Linked DNA regions of Homo sapiens: region 1 is linked to region 2. A link is a contact called in ENCODE Hi-C or POLR2A ChIA-PET data. All regions are on one chromosome and are shown on one strand. The core of a region is the stretch at or near the end of the contact, and the rest is flanking DNA. Distances in the headings are between cores, read along the strand shown.

Region 1 (6,917 bases), core at 933-3,432, 35 kb before region 2:
ACACAGAAAAGTTGAAAGAATAGTACTATCTTTTTTTATTTTTATTTTTAATTTTTAAAAAATTTTTGTAGAGAGGGAGTCTTGCTTTGTTGCCCAGGCTGGTCTCAAACTCCTGGCCTCGAGCAATTCTTCCACATCTGCCTCCTGAGTAGCTGGGACTACAGGTGTGTGCCATCACACCTGGCTAAGTTTTAAAATATTTTTTGTAGAGATGAGGGTCTCACTATGTTGTCCAGGCTGATCTTGAACTCCTGGGCTCAAGCAATCCTCCTGCCTTGGCCTCCCAAAGTGCTGGGATTACAGGTATGAGCCACTGTGCCCAGCCAGAATAGTACTATTGATGACACAATGATGAACTATCTAGGTTCAAAAATTGTTAATATTTTGCTGTATTTATATGTAAATACATGCATATGTATGTAAGTATATCTACAAGTAAGTTACAGGCATCATGACACTTCTCTAAATACTTCAGCCTGTATCATCTAAGAAGAACAGGCCAGGCACAGCGGCTCATGATGCCTGTAATCCTAGCACTTTGGGAGGTTGAAGTGGAAGGATCACTTGAGCCCAGGAGTTGGAGACCAGCTTCAGCTATATGGCAAGTCTCCTGTCTCTACAAAAAATAGCAAAAATTAGCCAGGCATGGTGGTGCATGCTTGTAGTCCCAGCTACTCAGGAGGCTGAGATGGGAAAATCGCCTGAGCCCAGGAGGTTGAGGTTGCAGTGAGCCGTGATCACACCACTGCACTCCAGCCTGGGTGACTTCGTGAGACCCTGTCTCAAAAAAAATAAACAAGTAAAAAATAAACAAAGGGCCAGGCGCGGTGGCTCACGCCTGTAATCCCAGCACTTTGGGAGGCCGAGGAGGGCGGATCACGAGGTCAGGAAATTGAGACCATCCTGGCTAACACGGTGAAACCCCATCTCTACTAAAAATACAAAGAAAAAAAAATTAGCCAGGCGTGGCGGCGTGCGCCTGTAGTCCCAGCTGCTGGGGAGGCTGAGGCAGCAGAATGGCGTGAACCCGGGAGGCGGAGCTTGCAGTGAGCCGAGATCACGCCACTGCACTCTAGCCTGGGTGACATAGCAAGACTCCGTCTCAAAAAATAAATAAATAAAATAAAATAAACAAAGAACACTTTCCTACACAAACACAACTCCCGAATCACTCTTGAAGAGAATTAAAAATGATTTCCTAACACAATCTCACATGCTGTCCATATTAAAATTTCACCAACTGTCCCTCAAATGTCTTTTTATGACTGTTTTAATTTTTCTGGTCAGGATCCAATGTAGGATCAGAAATTGCATTTGGTTTTTGTCTCTTTACTCTTTTTTTCTAGAAAAGATTTCTACCCTTTTGTAAGTGACACTGATTTTTATTTTTTAATTTTATTAAGACAGGGTCTCACTATGTTGCCCAGGCTGGTCTTGAAGTCCTTGGCTCAAGCAATCCTCCCACCTCGGCCTCCCAAAGCGCTGGGATTACAGGCGTGAGCCACTGCACCTGGCCTGACATTGATATTTTTAAGAGCTCATCCAGGCTAGTTGTCATGGAAACATCTCACATTTTGGATTCGTGTGATTGTTTCCTCGGGGTGTTTTCTAGGCTCGATTTCCCCATCTGTGAAATGGGCGCAGTGACAGTAGCCACCACATGGGTACCACATTCTACTCCCCAGGCAGTGCGAGAACTGCAGGGCATAGTGCCTGCACAGCGCCTAGTGCAGTGTCTGGCACATCACGGATGCTGAATAAATGAGCCATTGCCATCACCATCATTCCAACCAGCATCCTCCACCTCATCACCACCAGCATCTTCAGCACCCCAGAGTCCAAGCCGCGTCAATGCGCAAACTTGTCTCATTCTTTCCTCACCCTTCTGGAATGTCTTATGCCCCTCCTGCTCAGTTCCCTCTCTCCTGGAGACCTTAAGCGATGAAACTTAAGCCGTATGAATCTCTTAGCCCCTCCAGCAACTGGAGTTTAGCCTCACCCATCTTCCTAAGGACAACCTCTCTTTTTTTTAGAATCACAATTTTCTGACCCCAAATGGTTTAGACACAGTGAGGCATTAACGGTGTCATGTCCACCCAGGGAGCAGGCGGGTGCTTCGTCATTGCTGGTGCTGGTGGTGGGTGACCTTGGCGCGGAGGCTGTCGGTGCGGCAGCTGCTGCAGTGCTGTCGGAGGGTTGCTGGGGAAAGGAGATTGGCTGGCGAGGAAGATGAGGAATGTGCTGCCAGGAGACTGGGATCACGGCCAGATGCTAATTACGATGGCCTGGGGGTGCTGGTACCCCCTGTCAGCATCATGTAAGGAAGTGTGGGGGCTGGCGGGAGTGGGGGAGGTGAGAGAAACGGGCAAGGTGAGAGGGACTGACAGGTTGGAGAGATCCACTTGTTCCCCAAGGGTCCACCCTCCCTTCAGACCCAAGCTGTCTGGGAGAAATTGTGGCTGTCACCATAGCAACAGCAGCAGCTGATGCGTGATGCACAGTGTCTGTTAGAGAAGCTCGGTCAAGCTTGTACCAGTATTTTTCCATCCGAATCTCATTTCTTCAGTGAAATGAGAGAGATCGGAGGCTGGGCAGGGCACAGGTGGGGCCAAGCAGGTATTTGGAGAGGGAGTACAGACAGGAGAGTTCTCAGATAGTCTACTGAATTTGAAAAGAATACAGATTGAAGAGAAGCAGATTTTTACATTACTAAGACATCATTTAAATATCCAGACTGCTTCCAAATTCCCTTAAATTATACATGAATTGCTGAAACAGCAGCCCCGTAGCCTCCAGAAAGGTGCAACGCATTGCATCTGGGAGACCCTTGCGGGAAGGGTTGTTTCTGCAGTCCTGAAGGGCACCAACCTGGGAGTGAGACTGACCTTAGACTCCCAGCTCTGCCACTTCCCAGCTAAGTGGCTTTGGGCAAACTATTTTCCCACATTAAGCCTCAATGTCCTCATCTGTAAAATGGAGATAATAAGAACAGCTGGCTGGGTGTGGTGGCTCACGCCTGTAATCCCAGCACTTTGGGAGGCCGAGGTGGGTGGATTGCTTGAGCTCAGGAGTTCAAGACCAGCCTGGGCAACACGGTGAAACCCCGTCCCTTCTTAAAATACAAAAATTAGCTGGGCATGGTGGCATGCACCTGTAGTCTCAGCTACTAGGGAGGCTAAGGCATGGGAATTGCTTGAGCCTGGGAGGTAGAGGTTGCAGTGAGCCAAGATCACGCCATTGCACTCCAGCCTGGGTGACAGAGTGAGACTCTGTCTAAAAAAAAAAAAAAAAAAAAAAAAAAAGTAGCTGCCTCATAGGGTCATAACGAGAACAAAATGAGTGGATGCATATAGCATTAAGCCTAATACTTGGCTCATATAATGAACCCAGTAAATGGTTGCTATTATTACTATAACAACTACTTCTATTACTGTTGGTGCTACTATTACTATTACTACTCTTACTACTAAAACAAGTACTGTTATTCCTCCTCCTGCCAGCACCATGGGGATTACACAATTCAGCTGAGGACAGGATGATGAATCACTGGCGACTCAGTCCTCTCCCACGAATGGTACTGGAGTGCTTGAATTTGCCAGCACTTTTGTAAGGAGCTGGGAGCAAAGGCTGAGAAGACACAGTCACTGCCCAGACACAGTCACTGCCCTCATAGACTGTGAATCTAGTGTCCAACAAAGGCATGACTCAACAAACAACCAGGGAATCCTATGGGAGCTATAGGATTTTTTTTTTTTTGAGACAGAGTCTTGCTTGTTGCCCAGGCTGGAGTGCAGTGTTGCAATCTGAGCTCACTGCAGCCTCTGCCTCCTGGGCTCAAGTGATCCTCCCACCTCAGCCTCCTGAGTAGCTGGGACTACAGGGGCACGCTGCCACACTCAGCTAATATTTAAATTTTTTGTAGAGACTATGTTGCTCAGGCTGGTCTCGAATTCCTGGGCTGAAGCAGTCCACCCAACTCAGTCTCCCAAACTGCTGGGATTATAAGTGTGAATGCCCCGCCAGGATTTTTATTAGAAGAGATTGTACAGATGATCTATTTCAGGATTTTCCCAAACTCATCCCTCAAGTTTCCCCTCTCTATTTTAGTCCTGAGTACCACTCACATTGTTATTTATTTAAGGCTTTATTTCTCTTTAAATTGATCCCCCTTTCATTGGTCAAATAAATGTGGTTTGAAGAAATCTGGATCGCACTGTGGAAAATGTGAAATTAGCATCACTTGCCATGAAAAAAAAAACCCATAAAAATAAAAACAACGAGACTAATTGTGTCGTCGCATTCCAGCTAATACCCTTTTCCTGTTGAACTTTCAGAGACTCAGGCTCACTCTGTTCAAAGGGAGGTTGGCAAGGCTCAGAGAGGTGTTAAAGGCACACTAGCACAAAATGAAACTTTTTCCTTTTTAATCAGAAGTGCTGCAAAGCAACCAAAGGAAGAATGACTTTCTCACTGAGTAATTCAATGACATCAAATGTTCCATGTTCTTTCCCATCTAAGGTCATGGCTGGCCTTAATTAAGGGTGAATAATTACCTCTTCTCAGAGGGGGCGGGAAAGGCAGGGTAAGAAGTAGGCCCTAGAGCAGACTGCATCTCTGCTGAGTCTAATTGTTCCGGTGGCCAATGCCAGGTGGAAAGCATGGCCTTGGTGATAAAAATGGAGGCAAGCGTGATGCCAGTTTCAGACTGCTTAAGTAGTTCAGAGGCACTGAAGCCCAGTGGGGGAAGTCGGGTAGAGCCGAGGGACTGGCCCAGATCATGAAGGCTTTGTAAATTGCACTTATTCACTGAGTAAAGTGCAAGCGCTGAAATATACATATACATATATATATGTAATTTATTTTTCTTTTCTTTTCTTTTTTTCTTTTTCTTTTTTTTTTGAGATGGAGTTTTGCTTTTGTTGCCCAGACTGGAGTGCAATGGCATGATCTTGGCTTGGCACAATCTTGGCTCACCGCAACCTCCACCTCCTGGGTTCAATCAATTCTCCTGCCTCAGCCTCTCAAGTAGCTGGGATTACAGGCATGCGCCACCACGCCTGGCTAATTTTTGTACTTTTAGTAGAGAGGGGGTTTCACCATGTTGGTCAGGCTGGTCTTGAACTCCCGACCTCAGGTGATACTCCAGCCTCAGCCTCCCAAAATGCTGGGATTACAGGCGTGAGCCACCATACCCAGCCTATATATATGTAATGTTTTAAGACACAGGGTCTTGCTCTGTTGCCATGACTGGAGTGCAGTGGTGCAATCCTAGCTCCCTGCAGCCTCAAAATTCTGGGCCCAAGAGATTCTGCTGCCTCAGCCTTCTGAGTACCTGGGACTATGGGCATGTGCCATCACGCCCAGCTAACTCAAAAAATTTTCTTGGTATGTTGCCCAGGCTGGTCTTGAACTCCTGGCCTCAAGTCATCCTCCTGCCTCAGCCTCCCAAAGTGCTGGGATTACAGGTGTGAGCTACCATGCCCAACATACTGAAATATATTAAACAGTGGAACGATATGACAACAATAATAGCTATCATTAGTAGTGCACTAACTATGCGCTAGTCATTGAATCTTCATAACAACTGGGGGGTAGGTAATACTATTTCTATTCTACAGATGAGAAAACTGAGGCTTAATGAGGTTCAGTACTTTTCCCAGATGTGGTAGATTGACCACAGTTCTCCTCCCCTCCCTGTCTGTCACATTGTGGTCACTTTACTAAGTGACTTTGCAGCTCCTCTTATTAAGAGAGAAATCCGTTTTCCTGCCTACTGGCCTTATGATCTACTTGGACCACAATAGTGCAGCAGATGGCATGATGGGTCAGTTCTGAGTCTGGGCCTCAAGAGGCCTTGTCAGTTTCCTGGGAATACTTTGGGATCCCTGTTGTTGCCATGTGCAGGGGGCCAGGCCTGTCTTCTGCAGGATGAGAGGAGTCCATTTGTCCTAGCTGAGGCCCAGGCACGGGACAGAGCCCAGCCAAGGTCAGCAGAGCCACCACTCCAGCCAGCAGCTGATCACAGATACATCAAAAAGTCCAGATGAGACCAGAAAAACCACCCTCACTGACCAATGGACTCATAAGCAGTAAAGAGTGGTGTTCTTTTTATTTTTACTTATTTATTTGAGATGGAGTCTTGCTCTGTCACCCAGGCTGGAGTGCAGTGGCATGATCTTGGCTCACTGTAACTTCCACCTCCTGGGTTCAAGCAATTCTCCTGTTTCAGCCTCCTGAGTAGCTGGGGCTACAGGCACGTGCCACTGCGCCCTGCTAATTTTTGTATTTTTAGTAGAGATGGTGTTTCGTCATATCGGCCAGGCTGCTCTCGAACTCCTGATCCCAAATGATCCACCCGCCTCAGCCTCCCAAAATGCTGGGATTACAGGTGTGAGCCACCATGCCCAGCCAAGAGTGGTGTTTTTTTAAGCAATTAAGTTTTGGAGTGCCTTCGGTTAGTAAAAACTAACTAGACAACCAAGATAAGCCAGTGAGTAAATGTTGGAGTTGAGATTTTTTCCAGCTGTCACCACTGCCCCTGCCCCTGCCATATGTATATATATATATATATATATTTTTTTTTTTTTTTTTTTTTTTTTTTTTTCTCTAAGACAGGGTCTTGCTCTGTCATCTGGGCTGGAGTGCAGTGCCAATAGCTCATTGGCAGCCTTGACCTCTGGGGCTCAAGTGATCTTTCCACCTCAACCTCCTGAGTAGCTGGGACCACAGGCATGTGTCACAATGCCCATCTAATTTTTTTTTTTTTTTTTTTGAGACGGAGTCTTGCTCTGTTCCCAGGCTGGAGTGCAGTGGCGCGATCTCGACTCACTGCAAGCTCTGCCTCCCGGGTTCATGCCATTCTCCTGCTTCAGCCTCCCAAGTAGCTGGGACTACAGGCACCTGCCACCACGCCTGGC
Region 2 (6,885 bases), core at 1,484-3,983:
TTTAGAGATTACAGGGATTCATCTGAGGTTTTGTTTTTTGTTTTTTGTTTTTTTTTTTGAGACAACCTTGCTCTGTTGCCCAGGCTGGAGTGCAATGGTGCGGTCTCAGCTCACTGCAACCTCCGCCTCCTGGGTTCAAGTGATTCTCCTGCCTCAGCCTCCCGAGTAGCTGGGACTACCGGCACATGCCACCACACCCAGCTACTTTTTGTATTTTTAGTAAAGACAGGGTTTCACCATGTTGGCCAGGCTGGTCTTGAACTCCTGGCCTCAAGCGATCCGCCTGCCTCGGCCTCCCAAAGTCCTGGGATTACAGTCATGAGCCACCGTGCCCATCCTGTTTCTGTTTTTTGAGACAGGGTCTTGCTTTGTCACCCAGGTTGGAGTGCAGTGGTGTGATCTCAGCTCACTTCAAAAGAACCTCCCAGGTTCAAGCAATCCTCCCACCTCAGCCTCATGAGTGGCTGAGACTACAGGCATGTGCCATCACGCTGGGCTAATTTTTGTATTTTTGGTAGAGATGGGGTCTCACTATGTCACCCAGGCTGGTCTTGGACTCCTAGGCTTAAGTGATCCTCCTGCCTCGGCCTCCCAAAATGCTGGGATTATAGTGGCGAGCCACTGCGCCTGGCCGCTATACTGATTTTTGCTGCCTGTTTTTGTACTTTGTATAAATGGCATCACAGTCAGGCATGGTGGCTCACGCCTGTAATGCCAGCACTTTGGGAGACTGAGGCGGGTGGATCACTTGAGGTCAGGAGTTTGAGACCAGCCTGGCCAACATGGTAAAGCCCTGTCTCTACTAAAAATACAAAAGTTAGCTGGGTGTGGTGGCGCGAGCTGGTAGTCCCAGATACTTGAGAGGCTGAGACAGGAGAATCGCTTGAACCAGGAGGTGGAGGGTGCAGTGAGCCAAGATCAGGCCACTGCACTCCAGCCTGGGCAACAGAGCCAGACTCCATCTCAAAAATAAATAAATAATAAATAAATTAAAAAATGGCATCATATGGAATGTACTCTACGTGCCTTGCTTCTTTCATTGGATGTGATATTTGTGAGATTCCTTGGTATTGTGTTGTGTGGTTGTGGCGCCCTCATTCTCACTGCTGCCTGAGTCCTCTTTTAAGAAAGCTCTGCACCTCCCCACATGGGACCTTCCTTCCCACAGTAACTGTGGTTCCCTCACTTCCAATAACATTTCCCTTCCTCCTTCCTTACTTTCCCTCCATAGGTCTGATCACCATCTAATATATTGTACATTTAATCTATTTATTGTATTATTTTCCCCTTGCCTAGAACTATGGAGTCATAGTCAGATCAATGCTCGTACTCTTTGAACAAGTAAACCTCAGTGACCTCCGCATGGCATCCAGCATGCCCATGGGTGGAGGGAACGCCAGGCTGCCCAGACCACAGATGGGTCAAGAACTGCAACAGGCTGGGCACGATGGCTCACGCTTGTAATCCCAGCACTTTGGGAGACTGGGATGGGCAGATCGCTTGAGGCCAGGAGTTCGAGACCAGCCTGAGCAACATGGTGAAACCCCATCTCTACAAAAAATTTTAAAACTAGCCAGGTATGGTGGTATGCACCTGAAGTCCCAGCTACTAGGGAGGCTGAGACGGGAGGATCACCTGAGCCTGGGAGGTTGAGGTTGCAGTCAGCCATCATCCCACCACTACACTCTAGCCTGGGCCAGGGAGTGAGACCCTGTCTCAAAAACAAAAAGAAAAACAAACAAAAAAAACCCCTGCAACAAAGTGTCATTTAGCAGGAGAGGCCAATCTGATGGGGCCCCAGGTATGGCTCTCTTACTGTAATATCTATACCACAGCCATGAATATAGATGTGAAAATTCTACATAAAATGCTTACAAATAACTTTTTCAAGCTTATGACAATTAAAAGTTAAAAAGGTTCAGAAATATCTATTAATAGGGAATATCTGAACTTTCTGGATTTACATGCTTTTGCATCTTGAATTTTTAATAATAAGCATCCATTGATTTAGTAATTAAAAATTAAGGAACAAAATGCCATAACTGAGTCAAATTTATCTTACTACTGTCAAAACAGTTCAATATTTATGAATTGATATAAAAATAAAACAAAGAGCCAGGCTTAGTGGCTCTACCTGTAATCTCAGCTGAGGTGAGAAGATCACTTGAGGCCAGGAATTCAAGACCACCCTGGACAACATAGTGAGACCCTGTCAAAAAAAAGTTAAAAAATAAACCAGGCGCAGTGGCATGTGCCTGTAGTCCTAAATACTCGAGAGCATAAGATGGGAGGATCTCTTGAGCCCAGGAGTTTGAGGCTGCAGGGAGCTGTGATCATCCCACTGCAATCCAGCCTGAGTAACAGAGCAAGATCCTGTCTCAAAAAAAAAAAAAAAATCACAAAGTCCTACAATATTTTATAAAATCACAAATCTAACATTACAATAATAGAAGAGTGTCTGGCTTATCATAGGCACTTAGGTAATTCTTGAATGAATGAATGAAAATATATTAATATGTTAAATCATTCCAATAGGTCAAGTATAAAAAACAACCCACAATGTTACTAATAAATGCTGAAAAGGCATTAAGAAAGAATCCAGCACACATTCCTGATGAAAATCCTTGGCAGGCAGTAAAGAAGACGGTTTCCGTCACATGCCTCCCTGCAAACCACTGCAATCTGGCTTTTGCTGGCACCCTGCCATTGGAACTGCTTTCCCCAAGGCGATCAGTGCCCTGCATATTGCCAAATCCAATGCACTTGGATGGGTACCAATAAATATGTAATGAATTAAGGAATGGATGATAAAAGAATCTCAGATCAACGGCATCATCCTTAACAATAAAACACCAGCATTGTCTCTTTAAAGTCAGAAATAAAATGCAGGATGTGAGCTACTGCTATCATTTGATGATGTTTCTGGAAGCTCAGGCAAAAATAAAACAAAAAACCATGGAGACCAAAATATAAGGTACAGCTACTGGCAACAAGGTGACAAAATCATCTTTCTTTGTGTAAAACCTCAGAGAATTATGCAAAAACTCTCAGAAATAATAAGAGAGTTCTGGGAGTTTACAGATACACAAATGGTAATTGTTTTCCCTGAATACCAACAAATGTGATGTCTATGATGGGTGCTGAGACAATTGAGAAAGTAAAATTTTTTAAAAAGGTGCAGAATCTGGCCAGGTGTGGTGGCTCGTGCCTGCAATCCCAGCACTTTGGGAGGCCAAGGCAGGCGAATTACTTGAGGTCAGGAGTTTGAGACCAGCCTGGCCAACATGGTGAAACCCTGTCTGTACTAAAAATACAAAAATTAGCTGGGCGTGGTGGTGGGCTCCTGTAATCTCAGCTACTCAGGAGGCTGAGGCGGAAGAATGGCTTGAACCTGGGAGGCAGAGGTTGCAGTGAGCCAAGATCGAGCCACTGCACTCAAGCCTGGGTGACAGGTCTCCAAAAATAAACAAATAAATATATAAGTAAATAAATAAATAAACGTGCAGAATCTTATGAATAAGAAGTAAAACAATCCAGATGAAGGGTATAGAGTTCCAGCATTACAAAGAAAGAAAGAAGGAAGGAAGGAAAGAAGGAAGGAAGGAAGGAAGGAAAGAAGGAAAGAAAAGAAAAAGAAAGAAAAAGAAAGAAAAGAAATAAAGAAAGAAAGAAAGAAAGAAAAGAAAGAAAGAAAAAGAAAGAAAGGTGACTCACTTCTGTAATCCCAGTGCTCTGGGAGGCTGAGGCAGGAGTTCAAGACCAGCCTGGGCAACATAGCAAGACCCTGTCTCAACAACAACAAAACAAATGAAGAAAGAAAAAAGTGTATGGAGAATAAGATTTTTTTTCCAACTTGCTAAATGTGAAATGTAAATGATTCTTACATTGTGAAATTTACATTAAATTCTAGGGCAAGACACAGGCTTGATATCTTCCATGGACAGGCCAGGTGCCACTGAACCATGAGAAAGGGCTAAGATTGGTAAGGTGGGGGCTGATGCTGCCCCACCCTGGAGAGCACATTCTGGATCCCTTGTTGTAATCTGGAATCCCCGAATGAAGTTCCTGGACTTGTAACCTCAGCTGACCTGGGATAACAATTCTGTTTTCTTAGTAGGGAAGCGATGTGACAAACACAGAAAAGTGTAAAAACAAATATAGAGACGATGGCCGAATAAGTCATACCTGTGGTATATTAATACTCTTGTATTAGGTTCAGCAATTCGTTTTTATAGTCCTAGTGATAATGTGTAGATTTTGCATGTTACAATATTTAAGGTGTGTGAAACACTTAAGAGAATCTGGTATATTCAATGTGCATTTATTTATTTATTTATCTGAGACAGGGTCTCTCTCTGTCGCCCAGGCTGGAGTGTAGTGGCATGATCTCGGCTCACTGCAACCTCTGCCTCCTGGGCTTAAAGGATCCACCTGCCTCAGCCTCCCAAGTAGCTGGGACTACGGGCATGCACCACCATGCCTGGCTATCTGTTTTGTATTTTTTTGTAGAGATGGGGTTTTGCCATGTAGTTTAGGCTGGCCTTCAACTCCTGAGCTCAAGCAAACCTCCCAAAGTGCTGGGATTACAGGCCTGAACCACTGCGCCCAGCCCAATTTTGAAATTTATTGATCAAATGATCACACTATTTAGGCACTGGGCATATACAGTGATAAAAAAGATAAATTTGGTCTGGCCCAGTGGCTCACGCCTGTCATGCTAGCACTTTGGGGGGCTGAAGCGGGAGGATCACTTGAGGCCAGGAGTTCAAGAGACCAGCCTGGTCAACATGGCAAAACCATGTCTCTAATAAAGATACAAAAATTAGCCAGGTGTGGTGGTGCATGACTGTAATCCCAGCTACTCAGGAGGCTGACATGAGAATCCCTGGAACCGGGAGGCAGAGGTTGCAGGGAGCTGAGACCATGCCACTGCACTCCAGGCTGGGCATCAAAGCGAGACTTCGTCTCGAAAAAAAAAAAAAGAGAGATAAATTCTATACCTTAATGGAGCTTAAATTCTATTGGGAGGAATGTGTGTGTGTGGAGGCACAGAAAACAAACAAGGAAAGAAATAAAAGCCGGGCACAGTGGCTCACGCCTGTAATCCCAGCACTTTGGGAAGCCGAGGTGGGTGGGTCACGAGGTCAGGAGTTCGAGGTCTGCCTGGCCAATATGGTGAAACCCCAACTCTACTAACAATACAAAAATTAGCTGGGTGTGGTGGCACACGCCTGTAATCCCAGCTACTTGGGAGGCAGAGGCAGGAGCATCGCTTGAACCCGGGAGGTGGAGATTGCAGTGAGCCGAGATTGCACCACTGCACTCCAGCCTGGGCAACAGAGTGAGACTCTGTCTCAAGAAAAAAAGAAAAAGAAAAAAAAATAAATACACCATGAGTATAATTTTTGAAAGTAAGTGATGCTGTAAGGAAATAAGCCTGGTTAAGGTGATAGATTGCACTTTAGATCAAAGCACTGTACTTTAAATTGAAGGCCTCTCTGAAGAGATAATACTCTGAGCTGAGATCTTAAACCTACAAAGGAGTAAACCATGAATAAGTCAAGCAGCTGCATATATGGTAAATAGAGCATATAAAGGCTCTGAGGCCAGAGCAAGCTTGGTAGGTTCAAGTACCTGCAAAGCAGCCACTGTGGCTGCAACAGAGCAAGTGAGAGGAAGTTCTAGAATAAAGCAAGTGCCTGGTGATGTAGGGCCTTGCAGACTATGTTGAGAAGTCTGGATTTTTTTTTTTTTTTTTCGAGACTGAGTTTTGCTCTTGTCACCCAGGCTGGAGTGCAATGGCGCAATCTCGACTCACTGCAACCTCCGCCTCCCAGATTCAAGTGAGTCTCCTGCCTCAGCCTCCTAAGTAGCTGGGATTACATGCATGCACCACCGCACCCAGCTAATTTTTGTATTTTTAGTAGAGACAGGGTTTCACCATGTTGGCCAAGCTGGTCTTGAACTCCTGACCTCAGGTGATCTGCCCGCCTCGGCCTCCCAAAGTGCTGGGATTACCAGCGAAAGCCACTGTGTCTGGCCCCAGATTTTATTTTTAATGTGAAGACAACTCATTGGTAGATTTTGAGTAGGGGTATCGTGGGATCAGATTTATGATTTTAGAAGACTCTGGGGGTGGCTGTAAGATGAAAAGTCTGTAGTGAGGAAGGTATGAATGAATGAAAGCTGAGGGGCCAGTTGGGAGTCTTACCCAGTCCAGGTGAAAACGATATTGGCCTGGAAGAGGATGGTGAAAGTGTAAACAGAGAGAAATGAATAGCCAGGCAATATGTTTGGAAGGCAGGGCCAGAGGAACTTGACTATGGATTGTGTGTGGGGTGTGGCGACAATAAGGAATCAAAGACTTCTAGAGTTTGGGATTAAAGAACTAGGTGGACGGTGGTGGAATTTCTTCAGTTGGGAAAGATATTGGAGGTTGGGAGACAGGTTTGTTTTGAGGGGAAATCAAGAATTCTGGTTTGGACCTGTAAATTTTGAGATGTCTGTTCAATAAACCACAGGGGGATGATCAGCAGGTAGCTGGTTATGGGAGACGAGAAGTGTGTTGTCAGCTTGTAGATGATATTTACAGATATGAGACTTTCAAACAAGGAAAGAGCCTGGGCGTGGTGGCTCACACCTGTAATCCCAGCACTTTGGGAGGCAGAGGCAGGAGAATCATTTAAGCCCAGGAGTTCGAGACCAGCCTGGGCAATATAGCAGGACCCTGTCTATTAAAAAAAGTAGCTGGGTGTGGTGGTGCACACCTGTGGTTCCAGCTACTCAGGAGGCTGAGATAGGAGGATCCCTTGAGCCCAGGAGGCTGTGGCTGCAGTGATCTATGATCTAGTCACTGCACTACAGCCTGGGCAACAGAGTGAGACC

Evidence for each region. A loop is a pair of places that touch in the nucleus more often than their neighbours do. ChIA-PET counts read pairs that join two places held with the same protein, here RNA polymerase II (POLR2A). Pooled maps may share reads with other maps.
Region 1: a loop to region 2 is called in a pooled map, with 4 times the contacts of the local background. The contact joins the promoter of LINC01567 here to the enhancer-like site in region 2. A Hi-C loop is called at or near these places in 9 of 168 maps with a recorded cell type or tissue (IMR-90, MCF 10A, aorta and 6 more) and 11 of 50 pooled maps. POLR2A ChIA-PET finds 5 or more read pairs at or near these places in 9 of 52 experiments (AG04449, AG04450, H1 and 6 more).

What each region holds. Positions count from the first base shown.
Region 1 is chr16:24,666,327-24,673,243 of GRCh38, reverse strand. It overlaps LINC01567 (long intergenic non-protein coding RNA 1567), which reads left to right and starts at 2,182. Exons shown (of 3, transcript NR_122072.1): 1 at 2,182-2,317. It also overlaps a transcript of TNRC6A not described here.
Region 2 is chr16:24,631,884-24,638,768 of GRCh38, reverse strand. It overlaps a transcript of TNRC6A not described here. Among named protein-coding and RNA genes, the nearest start is that of LINC01567, 36 kb to the left of the region's middle. Within about 2 kb of position 2,733, at least 5 of the 41 ENCODE cell types and tissues checked have a DNase peak (open chromatin) inside an H3K27ac peak, as active enhancers do; they include Panc1, where a contact is called at or near this core.